2 separate regions of the Homo sapiens genome follow, and region 1 is linked to region 2. Evidence: chromatin loops called from intact Hi-C (ENCODE). Cell type or tissue: endothelial cell of umbilical vein. All regions are shown on one strand. Links, peaks and the distances in the headings refer to the core of each region. The heading gives the core; the rest is flanking DNA.

Region 1 (8,543 bases), core at 1,471-6,470, 130 kb before region 2:
AAATGAAATGTTTTCAAATTAAATATACTTCAAATTTATATTTAATGAACTATAAATTAAATATGAATTAATCTTCATTTCAGGCCCTTTGTAATATTAGTAGGTTGGGGTCCTTTATCATTTCTGAGCTAAATAATCTTGTTTCATCAAAATATCCCAGGCTGGGTTACATCAACTATTGATGCCAGAGATGAAATAGGCCCTCAAGTTTATTCTTCTGGAATTAAAGTTTGTTATTGGGCTGAAGATTTGAATTTACCCACCACAGAGGCATGATTTCTTTGAGACCCACGGGGCAAGATGGTTTTCCTGATAGAGTCAGTATAGATAAAAAGTGGTGATGATTTTATTCTACACTTCATTAGGTAGACAGTAAGTTTAAAACGCATTAACAAAAAGCTATTATTTTCTAATGACTTATGATACTACTTATTTTTAGAGTGATATTTGGGTCTGTTGGATGGGAAACAAAATCTAATCGATTCTTTTACAGTGTAGCCCAAGACATAGAGGCCTACTTGAAACAATAGCTTGTTAACAATGTTAGTACCTCTCATTTTACAGTGAAATCATTTTGATAGAGTCTGCTATGCATTTGACAGCATGTTGGGAGATGATTAAAAGTTTTTTAAATCCTTTGATTCTAGAAGATATGAGAGGGAAAAGATTGTCCATTATTCTTTCAATAGGATTCAAAAAATTTGATATGAGCAGGTTGAAAGTGGGAGGGTGAAAACTAAAATGGAGCTATCTGTAAATAAAGGAAGGAAGGAAAGGGCTTCCAAAGAGAGCACGTGGGTGTGGTTAAAGAGCAGATTTTCTTTATAGACCATGTTACAGTACCTATTTACAATCACATTCCTATTCCTACCACTACTATATATCAAACTAAAACAGAGAGAATAGCTATGCCGTTTTGCCAGCAGGTGGCACCATGAGAATCTCCTAGAGGAAACAGGAAGTCCCTGAAAGCAAGACTGTTACTGTTTTCCCAAGTCCAGTCATCAATATATATTCATATTTTTGATGACATCATAAACATATCACTTAAAATATTTTCAGAAGATTCATTCTTCCTCTCCTTTTTCATATATTAGCATTGTTCATTCAAGAAATATTATATTCCCGGAAAATAATAGGGAGTTTAAAATAAAATTGTAATTCAATTATGTTTGTTTGTTTTTCTCTGTATTGCTTAATATAGTCATTTGAGGAACACATTTCCTTAGCAATAATGGCATATGTTATTGTCAGGCTATGTTAAACGGTTAGAGAGGAAGAAACTTAGAAGGCACCCTGTTTTCACACTCCTTTCCTGCCCTGGATGATGAGGATTCCCCATGCCCAAATATCTCTCCAATGCTAAGCAACCTCTCAGACTCAGGGGGGACCCTGTGCCGGAGATAATGGGCATTTCTGGCCTTTGAAAGCAACTCTAAGAAGGTTGGCTTTGTGAACTCGCCTTCGAAGCTTCCTGCACATTCCATGTGTTTTGGGGGAATTTGTTTTCCAGTGTTCCCATCTGGCTTTAGAGCAACATCTTTTGATCTGGTCTCATCAGCACATGCCATTCCACTATCACTAGCTGGGCTGGAACTAGGACCTTGTTCTATGGTGTTGGTGGAAACCTCTTGATTTTGGCATGGAACAGAGATGCCCTTGCTGGGGTCTACGTCCTTAGATGGATTCACAGAATCTTTCTCTTGGGCTTGTGGTTGCTCTTTTATGAAGCAGGCAGTTCTGTTATTTTGAGAGAGTGGCTGCTTTTTGCTCTTCATGGGGTCTTTGAGGCCAGCATCATGTGAAGGAGGCACCTGGGACTTGCTTTTGCATGTGTCTTGGGCCATACGGGTTGCCAATGCTCTGAGAAAGGACATAAAAGAAAGATCTCTGAAAACCAATAAAAAGGCTCTTCTTTAGACCTTTCAACTTATTAGGATGTGGCCCCCTTCAGTATCGGCCAAGGTAATATAGGTGGGAATGGGGTGGAGGGTGAAACTGAGTAGTAACAATGCAGGGAAAATGTCTCACTTAAGAAGTGGAACGGAGCATTTCTTCAGGAAAACAGTTTAAAGAGGTCATTTGGGAAGAGAGACTTAATGTCATACCCATGGGTTTAGTAATCCATTTCTTACCTCATTTTCTTAGCCTGTGGGGCTCTGTGCTTCTGCCTTCCCTGTGGTGAGAACACGAGAACATCTTCTGGTCTCTTCTGAAATCCATTCCCCAAATAAGAGGAGAACTTTTTCTTCATGGTTTCTGCTTTGAGTTAATTAAGAAGTGTTATGAGTTGGATTGTGTCCTTAAATTTTTTATGCTCAAGTCCTAACCCCCAGTACCTTAGGGTGGGACCTTATTTGGAGATAAGGTCTTTACAGAGAAAATCAAATTAAAATGAGGTCATTAGGGTGGGTACTAATCCTATATTACCGGTGTCCTTATAAGGAAAGGAACTTAGAACACACAGACACACACAGGGAGAGCACTAAGAGACACAGGGAGAAGACAGCCATCTGTAAGCCAAGGAGAGAGGCCTGAAACAGAGCCTGCCCTCACAATTTTCAGAAGGAACCAGCATGTTTGACATATTGATTTTGAACTTCTAGACTCTAGAATTGTAAGGCAATAAATTTTTGTTGTTTAAGGCACCCGGTTTATAGTTCTTTGTTATGGCAGCCCTAGAAAACTAATATAAGAAGAAGAAAAATAATTCTGCAAACTGGGCTTTCAGAGAACCAATGTGTATAAACCTTGGTGTATATTACACATTAGGTTGATCTGGTGTGATAGATGGAAATGGAAAATTTAAAGCAGTTTTCCAGTGTTTGCGTAGTATATGTTAAAGAGGATTTAGAAACACTAAGATCAGAGGTTTAAACCAGCTAAGCCCCTGGAGGTTTCCTTTGAACATTTTACTTGGCAAGCACAATGTTTTCAAAAACAAAATGACTGGGTGTGAGTGGATTGTCTCCTTCACCACAATTATGTGACCTCCTACCCACCTGTGAGTTTGCAACTGCCAGCCGTGACTAAGTGGACTTTTCACTTGTTGAGTTGATGTTTTAGCATCTTGCAGTCATAGCTGCTATGGAGAACTCAGTCAGTTTTTAAGACATCTCATGAATTGGTCATTTAGAGTTGAAAGTCTTGGACTAGTTTTGCTCTAATGGGAGAGAACTCTTTAAATCTACAGTTCGGTTAGTAGGCACTAAGCAGAGGGAATATGACCAGATAGGGAACCCAGAATTCACATTGACTCCCAATATTCTTTCATATGATCACTTCTTTGTGAAGTGATCAGAGCAAGGAAGAGTTCTTTGTGAGCCTTTCTTCCTTTGTTGTCTCCTTGGGGTCTTTTGTGGGGGTTTCTTCCATGTAAGAACTTCACCTATTCCATATAAATTGAGGGATTTTGAGCTACTTCTCCCAGCAAGATCTGTTTTCTGAAATTTAGACCTATGGGCCCAATAGGTTCAAAAATGAACATATCTTTTCTCTGAAACTTGATGTTTCTCCAATGTTCTCTCTGTGAAGGTATGGTACTTCTGCCCACCCAGTTACCAGATTTGACAAGCTCGTTTGAGCGCCTACTTTGTGCCAGGTAATATACTTTTGATTCTGGTTTTCTTTACCCTTGGATATATATTTAGTCTTAAAGCTCCGACAATTCTACTTTCTAAATATCTTGAGATGCTCATCTTCTCATTTTCTTCACCTGACCAATGCCCTAGTTTAGGCCTTGAAACCATGGCCTGAACTTTGTAATTCTATCAGGTCTACTCTGACTATAGTCTGAGGTCTATTTTACCTTAAACTTTGCATCCAGAATTATCTTTTTAACATTTGAGCATGTAATTTTCACCAGTCTCAAACCCTACAGGGTGAACTCTCAACTCTTTTGCAAGACCTGTGAAGCCATTCATGATTGGATTGGATTGGAGACATTGGCTATTTTGTGTTGTCTCTGAAAACTGCACCTACACCTCCTCTTCCCCACTTCCATGTCACATGCCTGCAGTACTGAGCTATTTGAGGCAAGCAGTGATCATGTATGCGCCTTTATACATACTATTCCTTCTGCTGGGAGTGGCCCCATTCCATACGTCCTCCTGACAAACTTCCCGCCCTTTCCCCCATTTTCCTCCTCCTCTAAGATTCTGCTCACATACTGTGTCTTTTGGGAAATCTTAGCTAAATTCCTTTGATAGACACAGGAACCTTTTTATGTTCCTGCCCTACTTTGTGAAGAACTCAATTAGCAGTTTTGATCATCATTTTTTATAAGCGGAACTACTGTCCAATTTAAATATGGGCACCTTGAGGGCAGAGACCATGCTTTTTCATATTTGCATTCCAGACTCTACCTGAGTAGCTGTTTTGCAAAGTCTGGTCTGAAATACAGCTGTCCCAGAATAATCTACCTTAGTATCATCTCAGTTAAAAATGTGGATTTTTAAGCCTAATTTCTAACCTGCTGACTCAAAGGACTGGCAACATGCATCTTAAATAATTCACTCACTGGCATATCATTGAATCTCAATAACAATTCCATTTAAATGAATCATGGAAAACTATTGCCTAGCACAGTGCCTAAGAAATATTGAGACTTAATACATATTGCTTCCTTCCTGTATCCCTGATTTTACTGTCAAGAAGTCTGAGGCTTAGAGAGAATATGACTTCCCAAAGGACATGGAGGCAGAAGCACCTGAATCAAAGTTTTCTGCCTCCTGATTCATACTCTTTCCAACCCAACTCTTTACTCAGCCAGGAAAGCCACTTACTAGGGCCTGGCCTTTTGTACACCCTCCTAAAAGTAGGCATCTGATCTTCAGTGTCCTTTTTGAATAAGAGTGGGAATCAACTAAATGGCTTCTAAGACCCTTTTCCAGTATGTGAGCTCTCATTCTAGGTTGGTTTAACCATTTATTGCAGACAGGGAAATTGAAAGCAGAGGACTTCAGTTAGTTACTCAGAGTATCTTTCAAACCCAAAGCTGGAGGTTAGAAAGAATTCCCAGCCTAGACATTTGGCTGTTACTCTTGGCCTTTATGTCATGTATAAGCTGTGTTGACCTGAAATATTTTATGTTCGTTTACAGCACCTGGCCTTCCTCTTGAACATGTTCTGTCCATTTCAGACTCCTGAGTTCTGGCACTCTCCTTCAGTAAGAAAGGATGTAGTCTTCAAGAGCTGAGATATTTCTTTCCTGTGCTGAATTTTTAAGTAATATTAAAATCTAATTATTTTAATGATGAACAAAGGAGAACTAGTTTCTACAGACTGTACAACTGTGACTATTTTCAACAAAGACAGTAGAAGGGTTTCAATTGTGTAACAATTTTTAATTGATAAGAGTGGGCACTTATATAGCACTTACTTTATGTTTTGGTACTATTCCAAGTGCTCACTGAATCCTCAAATAACTTCATAACATAGGAAATACTTTTATTTTACATTGGAGGAAGCTGAGGTACTAATTCCAGAGAAATTTTTTCTTTCTTTTCTTTTTCTTTTTTAACTTTCATAAAGTGGGCTAGGACAGTGACTTGCACATGAGTAACTGCTCAATAAATTGTTGTTAGATCCAAAAGAGAAAGATCAGATATTTAAAAAGGGGTGAAACCAAATCAGCCCAGATAATGAAAGAAAAGCAAAATGAAAAATAAAATTTAAAAGTAGAAAACGAAGGATTTAAGCAAGAAAGAGCTAACTTGAAAGATGGCAGTGACTGGAAGCCTGAGAAATGTTAGCTCAAGAAGGCTTATGAGTAGGCTGCTGCAGGGAGCTATGTAATTGACAGGGGAGGGACAAGGAAGGTTAGGCAGCCTAAAGTCCTGGCTGTGATCAAAAGCTCTTGCTGTCTTGGCACTCAGAGCTCTGAAAGGGCCTCAGCGGAGTGATGGGCCTGCTGCCCTGCTGTGCCTCTGGGGCATCCTCCTCACCAGTCCTGAAAGTCTTACCTTGCTGCAACCTCTGCAGTTCTTTTTGGAGCTGCCTCTGCTCCCAGGTCAGCAATTTCACATGGTAGAGGCAAATAACCTTTAGTCTCTGCAGTCTTTGGTCCAGTCTGGCTTCAGCCTGCTTGGCATTCTTCCTCTCCAAATCAAAATGCTTATACAATTGTCCCCTGACCATGTGCCTCTCCATCTTCTTTATGGTCTAGAGACAATAAGGTATCACAAATAACCTGATAAATGGAAGACTGGGATACTGACCCCGGCTTTTAATCAGAGATCAGTGGTAGAACCTGTGTATTTCTGAAACCACAGGTGCCTAGTCAGATGAAATCACACTATTGTTAAATGAGTTTCCAGAGTAACACAGAAGGATTGAGGGTAGTCATTCCTCTGAGCCTCAGCCTCCCTGTCAATAAAATAGTGATACAATACAATAGGCTCCCCCAACACAGATCCCAGTCAGATTTCCAAGAAGATCAAGTGAGAAGTGTAAGAACAACTCTTTGGAAAAAAAAAAAAAAGGCAGTCTACATATATAAGGCATTATTTACCCAATAAGAAAAGCCTCTTTTACTGTTTCTTAAAGGCTCCCAAAGAGACTGCTCAGAGGTCTGGAGAGGATTTAGGAACTTAGGACACGGCCATTCCTTCCCACACCCTGCCAGTTCATTAATTCACATATGCGTAGGTTCATTCAGCCTGTAATCCTACTGTATGCCAGGTGCTATGCTAAAAGCTAAGAGTAATGGTGAATGAGGCCCAGTTCCTACTCTCAAGGGGCTTTCTCGAAAAGTGGAAGATTGGGGTATCCTGATTATAAAGTAGAACAGCATCCACGATGAGTAGTCTGGGCAACACTGGGGAAGCTGCTTAGACTGGGCGAAAGCTCCTCTTCTCATCCTCACCCATCTTCTCAGACTTTAGATGCTCTCCTCCCTCCATGTACCCTGATGTCTAAGCCCACACCTACTTCTTTCTCCTCTAAATAGCGCTAAGTAGGGACACATTTTTCTCTCCTTTGAGTCTCTATAATACTTTTCTCAGAGCTAAGAGCACAACATGTGCTCAGGATATAAACAGATTGCTGTCAATAAAAGGTTTGGTGATTTTTTTTTTTTTGAGACAGAGTCTCACTCTGTTGCCCAGGCTGGAGTGCAGTGGCGCGATCTCAGCTCACTGCAACCTCTACCTCCTGGGTTCAACCGATTCTCCTGCCTCAACCTCCCTTGTAGCTTGGACTACAGGCCTGCACCACCACGCCTGGCTAACTTTTTATATTTTTAGTTGAGGTGGGGTTTCACCATATTGGCCAGGCTAGTCTCAAACTCCTGACCTTGTGATCTGCCCGCCTCAGCCTCCCAAAGTGCTGGGATTACAGGCATGAGCCACCACACTCGGCCGAGGTTTGGTGATTATAATACAGAAAAAAAGCTTAACATTAAAAAGGAAGATAAGGTCAGGACATGGGAAAGAAATACATTTTAAGGCACTTGTTTTAGAGTCTAAAGTATAACTAAACTTTTATTAAAGAACAGGGCCAGTAGAACTTACCTCCAAATCCAGAGTTTTCACCATGAGACTATGTCTTGTTTCTTTTGCTATGTCAGACTGAGTCTTGATTAATGAGCTTATTTTTCTTCAGTAAACTTAGGAGTTTGGTGTTTGGAGAAAGGATAGAGGGAGACCATTGGAGAGGGCTGCGAGGAGAATGTTAAATACACTTGAAAGCTCTCTTCGTCCCTCCCTACCTCCCCTGGTCAGGAATGCTAGCTCCTTGGGCCATGGCACCAATCCCTGCTGGAGAGGCCAGAGCTCTAAATAGCTCTGTGGGTAAAAGAAGCCTGCCAGCTTCTAGCCTGTCCCTAGAGGGGCCCACAGTGCTCCTTCTCGGCTGTGTCCATGGGAGCCAGGAATGAAAGCAAGGAGTGTGTAACTGTGTTCTCAATCTCTCTCTCTCCTACCCTTTCCTCGTTTCTCTCCATTTTTTTTTTTTCTCTCTTTGTCATACCTCCCTTCCCTAACCTTCATTCCTACTTCTTGAAAACCAGGTCAGCCTCAAAAGAAAGCACCGTTTTTTCTGTCATGACTGTTCACACTTCGTGCAGGAGAGAAGTTAATTTGTTTATTATGTGTTATTGCACACCGTACTGACCTTCCCCAGGCCTTTCCACATGCTCAGAGCACTTCGGTGCTTATCAAGATTTTCAAAGTGGTGAAAACAGCACTAAGCAAAGTAAAATTAAAATCAACTTTTGTGCCCATATTTTGAACAGCTACCGTAGAAGGTTGAGCAGAGCTATTGTTTATATAACAAGATACTGAGTGGGATTTTTACTGTTGCCTTGGAGCTTCGTCTGAAAATAAGACGCACTGATATGCCACAGTCTAAATAGAGCTGCCAACACTGGGGCCTGATAATCCCCCCAGAGTTTACTGAGAGGCAGGCAGCTAAACAGGCCCTACTAACCACAATCACTGCCCAGCAAATAAATAATTATAAAGAGATTACGAGGGGTGGCAGGGAGGAAGAGGAGCATGCTATTTTCTCAGTGGGAGGTAGTTCCTTTCCCATCCTTTCTCATG
Region 2 (8,543 bases), core at 2,435-7,434:
ACAGTAGATAAGGAACTCACATGTTGTCTCATTTAATCCCCAGATAGTCCTACAAAGTATTGATAAAATGATAAATGATTCCCATTTTACATATGAGGGAACAGTTATTGGTAGATTTGGGCAACAGTTCTAAGAACAATGGCTCTAATATAGTAAGTGCTTACATCTTAGTTGAAGGACATGCATGGGTAAGTCACCCAGCAAGTGAGCAAAGACTCTGAACTTGAATCCGGTTCTACCTTCCCGTGCTTGTTTTATTACCTGCCATTTTTTCTTACTCCATCATCTGAATGCTCAGGATAGATGAGGACTTAAACAAAAAGGGGAAAATGTCCCTAAAATTTTGGGCCATCCTATAGAAACATGTGAGCACTCATGCCCAGCAGAATCACCATACAGCCAATTGAGGTGACACTCTGAGCAGTGACTTAGTGGGATTCTTTTGCCGTAGGTTAACTAGAGTCTGAGGGGCATACAGCTGTGGAAAAGATGATTTAGTTAATCTGTAGTAAAATAGAACAGAATAGAAATATGCTGTCAGTCTATAAACACCTTCTCCAACTCCCTTAGCAAAGGGATTCCCTTCTTCCATACCCACCCCTCATATTACCCTTTAGTGATAAGTGTTTTCTTTTTGATTCCCTGATAATTGAAAGCAGTTTACTTGTTTGGATAAAATGTAAATATGTGGGAGCAGAGAGACAGCTACAGTATGCCCTGTTCAGGGACTCTCACATTATATAAAGTTCCTGGGCCTGAACCAGAGAGACTCATAATTCAGCCTCCACAGAAACCCTGCTCTGTGGTCAAGCAGCTCAGAACAATAAGCAGATGAAGCCAATGGAAGTCAAGATTATTTGTTGAGGGAGTCTAGGCTTTTCAGAGGCTTAGGTTTTAGCACCAAGCAGAACGTAAAGAGAAGAAAACTACAGAACGTGAGAGATCTGTTTTGGCCCTACCTATTTGTTTTCTTTTTCATTTTGGCTGTTGTTGGGCCCCTTAAGAGGTACCATTTTGGTTCCTTTTGGGTCTTGCTCTTTGCTGATGATTAGCAATGATATAAGGTGAAAGTTGGTAAGACTTAGGTCTCCCAGAGGTTTGGCATAGAAAAACTGAGAACAAAAGGCTTTGAGACCCAAAGAGTAAAACTCCAATAATGAACTAATAAGCATTAGGATAGATTTTTGGAACAAAGGATTTACCCAGCACTTCTTTAAGTCACACCATGAAATTGTCTGTTTGATTACAAAATCACCTTTCTCATAACTAATATTTTAAGCCCAGAGAAAGAGAGGCATGGATTAAGCAATGAACTCAGAGTCAAGACACCTACGTCTTTTCCAGACTCTGCTTCTAACTAGCCGTGTGTCTTAGGTGCTGTGAAACCTTAATTTTCTACTTTGTTAAGTGAGTATATTTGACTACATGCTCTAAAATGATCACATTCTCAAATGTTTGTTGTCAGAAGCAACTAATGGAAATGGAGGGTGTCTGGCTCTATCTTAAATTGTAACTGTGACAATTTGAAACCATCTCTTTTTAACATGCCTCAGTTTTCTCATCTGGAAAGTATGTCTTTTTAAAAATTCCTTCTTTCTATCCCTGGACTCTTAGTGGTGGACCTGTGTAGGGGAAGGCCCATAAGTCATCCTGACTTGGCTGACAGTTCTGTTAACAAGCAATCATACAGGTCTGGCAGTCCTCGCCACTCCTAGGTGCTCTACGTAAAAGAGTAAAGAGTTCTTGCCTGCAGTTCTGGAAGAACTGCCATTTCCCTAACCACACAGGAACATTTAATAGGAATCTAAGTGTTCTATTTGATAAAGACCAATTCAATTCCAGATGATTTTGACTACATAAGACTCCTCCCTATTGCATTAACAACAGCGTGTTCTGCCCTAGAAATCCTTTAATATCTACCTGAGACCATCAATTTTCAAATACGAGCTTGGATCAGAGCTCTGGCAGGGCAAATAGGAGAGACATGGTTTTGCATAAACAGGAGCTTATATTTGGGAAGAATACATTAACCTTTCCCAATGCAAATGATAAATGCTTTCCACAATCTTGTGACAGCCTGAGCCCTTAAAGGGGCAAGGGACAGTCATTGCCCCTCAAAGTATGCTCTGTGCTCTGCAAGATGACCTTAAGGCTAAAAAGGAAGGTTTCCATAATGCCATGTCACTGGGCCAATTTCATTTCTCCTTTTCATTAATGAAGAGTTTATCAGTTCACCAGCCTCAATAAGTCTTTCAGGAATTTTTTTTGAATTCAAAGATGGGGATTGTGCAAGACCTGCTTCTGGAGGGATTGTAAGAGAGCACCTAAATATGCTTATTAAGAAATAAAGAGGATACATTTCTTCTACAAAACTGGTAATAAAATAATTTCATGTAAATATGTATTTTTAAAAAATTAGCCCTTGATATATTCTGTTATGTTATTATTAAGATCCAAATAACCTGATGAACATAATTCTCAAATTCTGATGCAGTTAACTATTCCCTGTCAGCGGTAAGTGGATGATGCATACACTCATTTCCCCATTCTAAAAGGTTCATGTTATTAACTTTTCCTTTATGGACCTTTCCTCTTGACTCAGGGCAATGAAAAGTGAAGGACTTTTGTGGCATCTGACTACCAGGGTGATCTCCTTCATTTCAGAGCAGAGGGTGGTATGTAAGGGTGCTGGTATGTGTTCATTTTGGATGAGGGAGAGTTTCTAATTACTCACTTTTGAGTGTAAAAAATACAGACCAGAAATGAGTGACAACCATATTCGGACCATCAATGAATTCATATTAATGGAAGCACTAGGCTCAGGGAAGTTTCTCTTATCATATGTGACTACAGATTAGACCAGTGGCTCTCAAAATGTGGTCCCCAGACCAGACCAGCAGCATCAGCATTACCTAGGAACTTATTAAAAATGTAAACTCTCTGTCCCCACCTAGTGAGTCAGAAACTCTGTTGGTGGGGCCAACAATCTGTAGCTTAACAGGCCCTCCAAGTAATCCTGATGCATGCTAAAGCTTGAATTCTTATTCTTTTTGCTCTTCTGGTTTTTCACATCTATCTCGCTGTGCTCACTCCTTCTCATCGCAGTGGCTCATGCTACACAGCCAGGGTCAGTGGAAATCAGAAGTATTGGACTTCAGCCCTAGTTCCTTCTCTAACTAGCTCTAAATCTTTGAGAGAGATTATGCAAACTTCAGTTTCCTTAGCACAAAAAATAATATCATGATAACATCTGTTCTGCTGACCTTATAGACTCATATTAGATAAGTATCAAATAAGACACATGAAAGCATTTTAAACTGAAAGGGGTGAGAAAATGTATGGTAAGAATGATGCTAGTCATGGTTATTGTGTCTATGTTCTTCTTACACAAAGACTCAGATAAACCCTTCATAGGAAATCAGTCTACATGTATTATGCAGCGTATATTAATATTATTTAAAAGACAGTGCTAAAAACTAGGGAGTCTTGAGATAAAGAAGAGATATGACTCTTGCCTTAGCAGAATTTCAAAACTAGTTGGTGGGAGGCATTATAAGCACATATCATGTATCTTCAAAAGACCTACAACAACACATAATTATTGGGCAGATGGCATGTAGAATCAGGTGTGATTCATTCATTCCAACGTTGCAGCCTTCTTTGGGTCATAGACCCACCCTTTGAGAATCTCATTTTTAGAATTGTTTAGCACAATAATTCTAGGGATCCTTTACCTAGAAAAGTGCACCACCTATGCATTACGACTCAAAATATGTGTAAAAATACAATTTTTAGATATTGATAGACTCTCTTGAAATGTACTTACAGACTTCTAGATTAAGAACTCCCCTGGTTTTGGAGCAGATAAGAGACAATGATTAGCAAAAAGAAGGAAATTTGGTTTTCCCTGCAAGCTCTTTGAGAATCCTGTGGTTGGTAGTCTCTGGGCTTCTCTTGTGACTCACTTTAACCAACAATAATGGTGGAGTTAATATGGTGCCTGTTCAGGACTGAAGCCATAATAAGGTGCAGAAACTGTGCTTTTGTGGTTTTGGGAGCCCTAAGCTGCCATATAAGAAGTCTACCTTACTAGAGAGAACATCTAGAGAGGCCAAGTTAAGAGAGAAAGAGAGAGACTCAGTCCTACCAACAACCCAGATGAACCCAGCCCTGCCAAGGCATGTGAATGAGCCATCTTAAGTGTTCCCACCAGTGACGTCCCCAGATAACTATAGCCCCGGCAGACTCCATGTGGAGAAGAAATGTCCAGCTGGACACCCAGTCAATTCATAAAATCATGAGAGATAATAAAAACTATTCTTGTGTTAAGCCACTAAGTTTTGGGTGTGATTTGTTATGCAGCAGTAGATGTCAGAAACAAATGGCTAGAACAAAAATAAGAAATTGGGAATTAAATGAATTATGTTCCAAAAATAATGTGAAGATTAATGGGCCTAGAAGAGTCAACACAGAAATTTATGTGAGAAGTAGGATAGTAGAAATGAGGCATGCCAAGTTCATCCTAGGCTTTAAGAGTTACAGGAAATTACTGTGTTCTCAGGCATCTCTTGTATCTGGAAGCAGGATGTACGTCACTTTCTAATAGGCTTATCTTTTGGGTGAGGTGGAGTAAAGGGTATTAAGGGAGATGCAAAAACAATCACAGTCTACACTGATTCATATGTGAAACATGGAACACGGACCCAGGCTTGCTCTAGCCTAGGGAGAGCTTTGCTTTATGAGCACTGGGGAGGAAGGAAGCATCTGATACTTCTTTGGGTTCCCTATTGGTTCTCACTTGTTTATTCCTATAATTATCAGAAAAAGACCTTGCTTCTAGCTTTTAGAAAATGGGAGAAACATTCCTCTTTGGAGTAATTCACAAAGACATATTGATTGCCCCTGTTGGAGGCCTTGAAAGAGGATACAGGAAAGGTAAAGACTAGAGATCTATTCTTTCATTTGGAATGCAACTATCATCAGCTACTTTTGCAGGACAATGGAGCACTCCCAAAACTGGCACTCAAATTGGCCAATCTGAGCACATTACCAGGGCCAGCAATACGTGCAAATTTGAAATTGGAAAAGGGACAGTGCTTGGGATGGCATAAAACTAGGGACAAAGTCAGAAAGTCTTGGATGCCACTTCTAACATCGTGCCCCAACCACAGCTACTGAGAGCCTACGTGGAGTAATGGCAGAAGTCTTACTCTCAGAGACACTGGAGTTTTGTTCTGGTGCTATTATTAATCTTCAACAAGACATTAGCAAGTCACTTCTCTTCTCCAGGCTTCAGTCATCTTATTTGTAAAAGCATTAGACCACACTAATGCTTCTCAAACTTCAATGTGCAAACAAATCACCTAGGGATCTTGTTAAAGTGTAGATTCTGATATATTAGGTCTAGGGCAGGGTCTGAAATTCTGCATCACTGGCAAGCTTCTAGATTATGCCAGTGCTGCTGATGAGTGGATCATACTTTGAGTAGCAAGGGACCAACCAGCAGATTCCCTTAGGCCATCTTTCAGGTTCGTGATTCTGATTCCATTCTTTGACTCTCGAAATCATGAACACTCCATTTCCCTACTACCTCCTCTAAAACACAAATAATTCACCAAGTAAAGATGCTTATGAAGTTTCCAATGTTTGTCAGATGTTTGTCAAGCTTAAGAAACCAAGCTCTATACACTGACCACATGCAAATGTGTAGCTCTTACCCTGACCTACGTGGGCCCTGAGATGTGTGTCTTGTGAGAGAGGTAACATTTGGATTCTTTCCCAGGCAGCCAAACCATACCATGCAAAAAGAATTTGAATCTGGAAAAACAATGAAAAACTTTTCCTTTAGCAAATCAGCTCAGTAGAGCAGCACCCAACACTGCAAGTTATCCTCCTAGCAATTAGCATGCAAATGACTTTTGACACCCATTTGCTAATGTCAGCTTAATGCAGACATATGGGAGGATATTGAAGTAGAAAGCTACTGCCCTTTTAGATGACAGCAATTATTATTACATTTCCAGGAACTCCTTTCTGTGTTCCCATAGCAACTCAGATCAATTTAGCTTTACTGATACACTGAACAGGTTTAGTTTTGGAGAGGGAGTAGTTAAGGCCATCCTCAAGTAGAAATAAGTAGTTGGCCGCACAATCTGTCATTTCACCCCCACTTTCACCCTACTCACCTTGTATGAAATTCCCTCTTTATGGGAGTTGCAATGCTGCTTTTTAGTTCCGGCCAGACATATTTTAGTCTTATAAAAATATACATTTTTTATTCCAGAACCTTGCCGCCATTTCACCATCACTTTGGAAAGCTGCTAAGTTGTGTTAGTATAGACAGAATACAACTGTTTCTTCATTATCCTGTCACTTATTGAGCATGCAAATTTTCTATTTCATTTATTTGGAGCTTGAAGGATTTTCTTACCTGTGAGAGTTCCCGTTCCCAGTGTATATGCTCCTGTGAAGAGATTTATTGCATTACAGATAGCTCTAGACTGGAAGTCAGGATATTGTGGTCTCACTTGGGTTTCGTAACTGAGGAATGGTGATACCTTTCTGGAATCACTTCCTTCTTCTCGGCCTCCTGCAAAATGGAAACATAAGAATAGGTCTTGCTAGAGTATCTCCTTTCTGCTAGTAATATCTCTTAACTGTAAAACAGCAAATATTAGCATTTGGGATGGTGAGGTCAAGGTATGCATTCTCATGGATGAAGAAATGTAGAAAAAGATTCTGTACCATCTCCTCTGTCTTTCTCCATCTTTACCTCGCCCCTCTTTCTCTAACAAGAATTTCCTTCTACATTTCCAATTACACAGCAAAATTTCCATGTCTACTGACAGAAGCAGCTTAGCTTGGGAGGGAATGTATGGGGAAGAGGGGGTTACTGAAAGCCTATAGACCCCATACTGAACTGCCCTGTAGCATTTAGATGTTTGGAAAATCAGTTACTCAAATGTAGATTGGAGATGTTGAATGGTGTGAGTATGGGTATAGACCCCATCATGTGGGCTTCTTTGATCACTCATAGAACACCAGTTTTCCTGTCTGTTTTATTCCTGGCTCAGCCTAAACATAGGAGTAGCTATTTAACCTTTTTTTCCCCAAAATCTTAAATGGGTTTGTGCATCCTCTGGAAACCCAATTTTACTATTACCCTGTACTTGGCATCCATAATTTAAAACTGACATATAAGTTAGGCATCTCTTAATAAGGAATTCAGGCAGATTGAAAATCAAAATGATCTATTCCATTACAAATTTAGGCAGTATAATAACAGGATTCATCATTATCTCCTATATGCACATTTTTTTTCTGTTTTTATGTGTATCACTAGGCATAGCACAGTGAATAACCACCCCCCGACTTCCCTGCAGCACCCCTCATTAGTGTGAGGGAGTCCTGGGGGGTCTATGGCAACATATTTTATTTTCTCATTTGATCCTCACTTCAGCCTTTCAAAGCTGTGTTCTTTTCTTCAGCCCCAAGGGAATTCAGGGTACTCAAAAAACTAGGTCACAAATTGCATCCATCTCTTAGAAGAAAGGAGTGAAATGACATTGTTGTTCTCTCTGCTCCTCTTATCCAGAGATAACAGTGAATATGTGCTGCTTCAGAGGAATAATTATGAATGTGTGAAAATCTACTGTGATTCAATAACAGTGCACATTAGTCAAAAACCCTTTAGAGGAGCTGAAGCTTATAGTCTACCTAAAACCAAAAACCTCTAGACCTGGAGACTGAATGGATAATGAAATTTAATCACAGTCATCCTGTGAGTCAGAGGTGAATAAGCTTGCAGCCCTGGGAGTGATCCAGGTGCTTATGGCCTTGTCTCAGGCAAAGAGATCTCTTCAGTAGCTTTGCCGTGAGAAGGGCTTCTCCAGCTCCTCTCCCTCTCATGAATTTTTACCTATACCAGCACCATTCTCATCCCATGAAAATGAGATTCCAAGGAGCTCCTCCTCATATTGCAAATTAAGCACCTGGTAACCCTTGATATTTTGGATATATCTCAGTTCCCTGGCCCATATGTGGAGTCCTGGTTTAAGAAAAGTTTGCTATTTTGGAGAACTTCTTTGACTAATGAGGGTGAAGAAGGAAAAGGAGGGCAAAAATGTCTTACCTGCCTGGCCTATCTCCCTGGCCCTTTCTGGCCTTGAACAACAGATCTGCTACAGAGGCTTCTGAGCACAGAGCCCACTCATCGTCCCCCGCCACAGCTCTCAGTTACAGCCATACAGCCATCTTCATGATTAGCTCTGGACAACTATGTTCCTGTTTCTGAATGCCTTAAAGGGACCCTAGGAGAAGTTCAAGCAAGGTGGGGCACCCATGCATGGTGGCAAGATGTGTGGGTACTCTGAACTATGCTATCTGAAAAGCCAGGTTGCTGTTTGCTAGTAGGCAGCACAGGGTAGTGGACTCAGCAGAGCACACAGCTATGACAGTAGGCTTTGGAGAGTCAGGTAGAGAAGTGCATCATGACAAAATAGCCACCAGTTATACCTGTGTGTGTATGTCACTTATCCAAGATC

Evidence for each region. Peaks named below come from ENCODE experiments on the same cell type or tissue, not always from the same donor. Only the 100,000 strongest peaks of a DNase experiment are listed, where the experiment ranks them.
Region 1: a loop joins it to region 2, with 9 times the contacts of the local background. A loop is called at or near these places in 2 of 110 quality-filtered maps.

Annotation. Positions count from the first base shown.
Region 1 is chr1:162,853,497-162,862,039 of GRCh38, forward strand. It overlaps CCDC190 (coiled-coil domain containing 190), which reads right to left and starts at 7,679. Exons shown (of 4, transcript NM_001394065.1): 1 at 7,512-7,679; 2 at 5,964-6,162; 3 at 2,136-2,259; 4 at 1-1,863. The coding sequence starts at 6,150. The coding sequence ends at 1,269. RefSeq lists an enhancer at 783-1,077. In endothelial cell of umbilical vein, for the core only: no CTCF peak of the experiment used is centred there; DNase peaks (open chromatin) are centred at 2,365, 2,985 and 4,585; H3K27ac peaks cover 4,246 bases.
Region 2 is chr1:162,980,276-162,988,818 of GRCh38, forward strand. No RefSeq gene overlaps it. Among named protein-coding and RNA genes, the nearest start is that of RGS4, 85 kb to the right of the region's middle. In endothelial cell of umbilical vein, for the core only: no CTCF peak of the experiment used is centred there; a DNase peak (open chromatin) is centred at 4,626; H3K27ac peaks cover 1,995 bases.